2 separate regions of the Homo sapiens genome follow, and region 2 is linked to region 1. A link is a contact called in ENCODE Hi-C or POLR2A ChIA-PET data. All regions are on one chromosome and are shown on one strand. Each heading gives the region's core, a stretch centred on a gene start or an enhancer-like site at or near the end of the contact. The rest is flanking DNA. Distances are from core to core; before and after follow the strand shown. Region 1 overlaps LOC124900191 (a long non-coding RNA gene). Region 2 overlaps LOC124900191 (a long non-coding RNA gene).

Region 1 (3,196 bases), core at 14-2,513:
TGATGATCGGTTAGACTTCAGGTTCTTTCTTGCCCTTCAGGTTTTGTTTTGTTTTGTTTTGTTTTTAGACGGAGTCTCGCTCTGTCGCCCAGGCTGGAGTGCAGTGGCACAATCTTGGCTCACTGCAACCTCTTCTACCCGGGTTCAAGTGATTCTCCTGCCTCAGCCTCCCAAGTAGCTGGGGCTACAGGCACATGCCACCACGCCTAGCTAAATGTTTTTGTACTTTTTTAGTAGAGACGAAGTTTTACCATGTTGGCCAGGCTAGTCTCGAACTCTTGAGTTCAGGTTATCCGCCCGCCTCGGCCTCCCAGAGTGCTGGGATTACAGGCATGAGCCACCGTGCCCAGCCGCCCTTTAGTATTTCACACTGTTAATGGGCCTGAATTTGTTGTACCTTTCTGTTGAGTGGTAATATTTTGGACTTAGTTGTTATATTAAGAAAAAATTCTGAGCAGAATCAAGCAAAGGATGTGGCAGAATGAGAAAATGACCACTTTCTTTGGCATTGGTAGGGCTATGGATTGCAAGTGTGGTGGACATCAGAAACACCTGCAGATTCCTGGGCCCATGATCCCTCCCTGAGGCTCTCTGGAGTGGAGTCCAGATATGTGTGGTTTAACTGGTTTCCCTGGGGTGATTCTGATGTAAGTGGTCAGAAACACCACAAGGGTGTGATGTGTCAAACCAGTCTCTTCTGGAAAGAGGCACTACAGCTTCTCTAAAGCGAGTATTATTCATGACCTCCCACTTGCAGTAGAAAGTCCTAGTTAAAACTGTGAGTAATCTTAGAGGCTCTTATTCTTCTGAATTATCTAAAACAAGAAACTAAACAAAACCAACCAACCACTCATCTAGTCAAATAAATGCTGCCTGAAAGAAGAGCAACAGCTGTTCTTTCTTTTTATCCAGTGATTTGGAGAAAACATTGTAAGTTCTTCTCCATAAAGCAGTAGAAAAAGATGACATGATAAGAGATCCGTGGGCTTTTCCTCCAGAGAGCAAATAGAAAACCCTTGGTTTTTGTCCTGACTGAGAAACGCTTAAACGTCTACATGTACAATCAGATAATCCCTAAAATGCCTTTCCCCTGGTCTAACTCAATTCAGATAACTGTGTTTGTCTGTGAGAAACCCTCAGAGAATATATTCAAGCCAAATGATCTCATGCCTGGATTTTGCAAAACAATATGTGCACAAGACCAGAATTTATGTCATCATCGAATATGTGCCTTTCCCAAATCCAGCCCCGGGATGTTCTTCAACAACATGGCTTCTTTGCCACATCTGAGTCACTTCCTGGGCCTGGATCCAGGACAGCCTGCAGACCCCTGGCCACCAACAAGCCACATAAGGAAGCAGTTCTGTACTATTTCTAGGAATGGCATCTTTTAAAATTATTTTACACTTATCTCACCCATTTTGGTATCCCAGATGGCTTTAAAGGGGAGTTAGCATGGCTGAAGTGATATATTTTTTTCCTCAAAATAATTTTCTGTTGTGCTCAGTTGAGAGAAAAATCAAAAGCGTGCAGTGGTAAAAATGCCTGACAATCCCTGGAGATGCTGAACTAGTCTCTTTGCGGAAAATTCTGGAGATCTGTTTGCTGCCCTGGGGTATTAGCTGCCTTTGCACCTCTGCAGGGGAGATTCAGGTTCCATGTATTCTTTAGGGAGGTCAGAGAAACAGGAAAAGTTGTCCTGGATTGAACTCTCACCTCTGACCACAAACAATTGCTAGGTTGAATCTCCCCTATCCAAAAAGTTTGGAACCAGAGTGTTTTAGATTTTTTATTTTTTTCAGACTTCGGAATTTTTGCATATACATAATGAGATATCTTGGAGATGGGACCTAAGTCTAACCATGAAATTCACTTATGTTTCATATATGCCTTATACATACAACCTGAATGTAAGTTTATAGAATATTTTAAAAATTTTTTGGAAATGAAACGAAGTTTGTATACCCTGAACCATCAGAAAGCAAAGCATCATGTCAGCACTTTAAAAAGTTTAGATTTTGGAGCTTTCTAGATTTTGGATTTCTGGATTAGGGATGCTCAACCTGTAACACTTCTTGGTACTTGTGTGTATTAGACTACGCCTTTGCAGTTGAAGAGCTTTGACTCCGTTTCCCTGGTTGTCACTTCCAGAAGGGCTGCCCTCTATGTGGTGTAATGAGATCTCTCATTGAGGGGAGGAATGAGGAGTTACTGCATGCTCTGCCTCAGAAGAGGAGGCCACAGTTGTCAGGCCTACTCAGCAAAGTGTCCCAGAGGCTGGTCTGCAGTCCCTGCAAGGAGGCATAGCCAACCTGGGGACTGCAGGAGGACATGTCTGGGCCCACACTACCCCACACACTGCCTGCTCCAACGACCTCTTTTGGTTTTAAGATCCAATATGCCACCATTGGAAATTCATTTGAATTGGTAGATCTCCTTTTTGAGAGGTCAAATAAGAATGAACGGGATGGCCTAGAATGCTTTTCCTGTAGCTCTTGTTATCTTACTAACCATGGTCCTATAAAAAATCAGGCAATGACTCCTGCAGAAAGCTGTTCCATTCTGGGATCATTGGTCCTTCTACGAGGCATCCTAGCCTAGTGCTGTGCTGTCACTTCCTGCTTGAGATTAGTATTCTCTGCTGGCCTCCCTGAAGGGAGGACCTGGGTATTGTTCTTTCATCGTTGTGTTTCCACTGGGCCTGACACCTGGTTTACTCTATAAATATTTGTTGAATGAGCCCAGTATCTTTGATTATAAAATGATAAAGTAATTCAGCTATAAAATGATGATGGTAATGATACCTTCCTCAGGGTATTTGTGAGTAGGAGAGGAGATAATCTACGTCAAGTTATTGGCAAACTGTAAAGCTCTATACAAATGGAAGTCTTCAGGATAACTTGCCAGGAAGCGTGAGAGGGGTTCCAGAAGAAGACACAGAAACCTCACCCACTTTCAGGATTTTCCTGAGGCCCATTCTAAGCAACTATATTTAGACCTGCACACAGAACCACACCCAAAAGGACTTTGCTCTGTCTTTCTATCAAGATCTTTGCCCTGAAAGAACCTAACCCCAAAGGTACTCCCAGAGCTTGTCATTTTCTAGAGTGAATAACCAGAGGTTAGAATAATTAGACACTAATTCTCACAGAATCTGTTTGACAAGTAGTTTGGCAGATAATTGCGTTAATTATTA
Region 2 (3,315 bases), core at 528-3,027, 80 kb before region 1:
GGCCCAAGACAACTCATAAGTCTCTCTTACAGCTTGCTATGCATTCAGTGTTTTTCTTCCCCTAAAATTCATGTTGAAGCTTAATCCCCAATGCAACAGTATTAAGAGAGGGACATTTAGGACGTGATGAGCCAGGAGGAGGGCTCTGCCCGCGTAAATGAGACTAGCGCATTATTCAAATGCTGGAGGGAACTAGCTTGGCCCTTTTCGCCCTTCCATTTATTTGCCATGTGAGGACACAGAGTGCGTTTCCTTCAAAGGACAAAGCGACAAGTCAATGTCTTGGAAGCAGAGACTGGGCCTCACCAGACACCGAACCTGCTGGCATCTAGATTTTGAACATTCAACCTCCAAAACTGTGAAAATACATTTCTGTTCTTTATAAATTACCCAGTCTCAGGTATGTTGTTCTAGCAGCACAAACAGACTAAGACACAGCTGCTGCCATTGAGGGAATCCGCGCAACAGTTGGTTCTTTCCCTTCTTATCTCTGTGCCTCAAATGTCCCTGCCATCCAGCAACAAGCAGTTCCAGCACAGCCTGCCAGTGTTCTGGTTATCAGTCCTTCTCTGACCTGTTGCACAAAAGGATGTTAACCAAATCCAGACCTACATTAGGCGCATGGTACCAACTCTTGTCTATAGCCAAGGACTATTACCTGCCTTAATGGGGGTTCAACTGGTGGTGATTTGTGTAGAGAACACTTGATCAGTTATCCTCTTACATTCATTTATTTATTTATTTATTTATTTATTTATTTATTTATTTATTTATTTATTTTGAGACGGAGTCTCACTCTGTCTCCCAGGCTGGAGTGCAGTGGCACGATCTTGGCTCACTGCAATCTCTGCCCCCTGGATTCAAGCAATTCTCCTGCCTCAGCCTCCCAAGTAGCTGAGACTACAGGCTCGTGCCACCACACCCAGCTAATTTTTGTATTTTTGGTAGAGACAGGGTTTCACTATGTTGGCCAGGATGGTCTCGATCTCTTGACCTCATGATCCACCCGCCTCGGCCTACCAAAGTGCTGAGATTAGAGGCATGAGTCACCACGCCCAGCCTCCTCTTATGTTTCTTATATGCACTTAATACCCAAAGGAATATTGGGTGTTACGCCCCATACACCATGGGGCTCTCTGATTCCCAGCTGTTGTTGGCCCCATAGTCTTTCTCCTGGACTTTTCCATTCCCAGGTAGCATCATTACAATATATTTAAAGGGTTGGGCGGGGGAGTCCCATGGTTATTAGTTCATGAAGTGAAAGAGGGGAGAAGGGCAAGGTTAAAGTTGCAAAAAGAATGTGAAAGGCAGAAAATTGGATGAGATCAAGGAAGCAAACCTGTGACTATCAAGTCAGGTGACATTTTTCTGCTTCTGTTCAAGTTGTCTTCAAGGCCACTCTGAAAGAGGAACTTTGAAAATAATTTGAGTAATAATAGCATCATGTGACTAAAACTCACATGTATTTTGGTTATACATTCTAATGTGTTTGTTTAAAAAGGTTTGTTATTGTTGGTCATAATTTATGCAGTCTTTCAAACAGTGCTCTGTTAAAATGAGGTTCTTCTAGCTGAACTAGAAAGGTAATTTTTTTAAAAATGTGGACCCAGGATTCAACTTTGTGCTAAGTATGTTTAAACTTTCCAGTCCAAAAGAAGAATGAAGCTTTTTGACATTGTGAATCAACAATGTGGTTAAAGGTCATAGGTTTAAAAAATCCGACACAGTTTAGGTTTGACTCATGCATTCAAGAGGCAAATCTTTTTGACCCCAAGGTGAAGGTGAAACTGCCTTTGCTGATAGGGCAGCTCCAGAAAGCAAAATCACTTTTGTTTTGAAGGCAGCTGTTTTCCTAGATGCTATCCTTTCATTTCAACCAAACAGATTCATTATGCACTGAGCAACGAATAAAATAAAAGCACGGGTACCATTTCCGATCGAGGAAATTGTCCAGGACAATTGTCCTGGACACTCCTGATTACCTCCTATCCCTTCTTTCACTTTCCATCCATCTCAAGGGCCAACCCAGCAGGTTATTTCACCTTATCCCAGGCTCCATGTGAAGTGTACTGAACACAGAATTGGACTTCTTCAGTCTTGATCCTTGGTGCTAATTCACCCCCAGCATGATGGACACACATCCCCAGCCTTCTTGGTCTGGCTGTTTCAGAGAGCACCTCTCAGCCCCTCCACAAGACTAGACTGTGCCTCTCTAGAAAACAACCAGTAACTCTCATCGTCTATAACTCCCGGGCTGGCCACAAGGCCTTATGCAACAGGTGAGGTAGCCGGGAGTCTTCTCCAAAAACACTGAAGTTCTAATTTGCTCTTTTTCCTTCTGAAGATGTCTCCTTAAAGAAGCCCTTCTGAATGCCATGGTGTGTTGGAGATGTGCCTTTGTATCATGAGTTTCACAGCAAAATCTAGCACAGGCTTATTTTACATCTCCTAAGCCCCCAGTGGATATGAGTCATCCCAAGTATATCAGAGTCTCCTAATCCCGCTCACCCAGAGCCCTACCCAGCTTCAGGCTGGAAACCAGCGCCTCCCAGTCCCCATCTGGATGGTGTCAACAACTCTTTCCTTTCATGAAAACCACATGTGAACATAGGTTTTGGGGTTTTTTTCTATTGGTTTTGGAAGAAAAGAAACACATGCAGGGTAGGGGCACCGTCATGTTGTCAGAGTGATGACTCGGCTTCTGGCAAACACTTGGTCTCATGGGAGGCAGAGAAGAGAAGCTCTGGTAAAAATTAGCTTGGAGATGTTCCTTTCTGTAAACACAACCTGAAAAGATGTAAATCGCCGAGTGGGCAGAGTCCTTGCCTGTCCCAAGTGCAGGCATTTATGGTATCAAAGAAAGTTTACTTATAGCCATTTCAACTTGGGTTTCCTGTGAATGAATGGGCAAGAACGTGAGTGGAGAAGACTTGGATGGAACTGGGCTTTCTTCATGTATTCAGCCCAGTAGAAACCACTGCCCTTTACAGGAAACAGTGAGACACTGTTTGGAAGATAGGTCTAGGGACTGGAAGAACTCTCTCACAACAAAGCTCTGGGTGTACCTTGGATTGAAATATGATTTCAAATGCAGTTCATCCCTGGGAGAAGTGTTAAGACTTGCCTTATATTTCAGAGGTTCTTGGACAGCAGGATTTTCTTCCCCAAAATTATGATGCAAATAATTCAAAGTATACAGCATGGTGGCTCAGGCAGCCCTGCCTTGACAACATAGAGCTGGTAGAACACTGTTTTTATTTATAACTTTAATAAGCAAGGCTCTTCATTAGGTGTTATATTCTATGGCTGTTTCCT

What was found. A loop is a pair of places that touch in the nucleus more often than their neighbours do. ChIA-PET counts read pairs that join two places held with the same protein, here RNA polymerase II (POLR2A). Pooled maps may share reads with other maps.
Region 2: a pooled map shows a loop between it and region 1 (3-fold over the local background). The contact joins two enhancer-like sites. A Hi-C loop is called at or near these places in 1 of 168 maps with a recorded cell type or tissue (endothelial cell of hepatic sinusoid), 13 of 37 single-sample maps with no recorded cell type and 5 of 50 pooled maps. POLR2A ChIA-PET finds 5 or more read pairs at or near these places in 2 of 52 experiments (Caco-2 and OCI-LY7).

The regions. Positions count from the first base shown.
Region 1 is chr5:78,675,963-78,679,158 of GRCh38, reverse strand. The region is part of intron 4 of LOC124900191 (a long non-coding RNA gene); the gene reads left to right. Among named protein-coding and RNA genes, the nearest start is that of LHFPL2, 29 kb to the right of the region's middle. Within about 2 kb of position 1,263, at least 17 of the 41 ENCODE cell types and tissues checked have a DNase peak (open chromatin) inside an H3K27ac peak, as active enhancers do.
Region 2 is chr5:78,756,738-78,760,052 of GRCh38, reverse strand. All of the region lies in intron 3 of LOC124900191 (a long non-coding RNA gene), which reads left to right. Among named protein-coding and RNA genes, the nearest start is that of LHFPL2, 110 kb to the right of the region's middle. RefSeq lists enhancers at 2,326-2,375, 2,946-3,005. Within about 2 kb of position 1,777, at least 4 of the 41 ENCODE cell types and tissues checked have a DNase peak (open chromatin) inside an H3K27ac peak, as active enhancers do.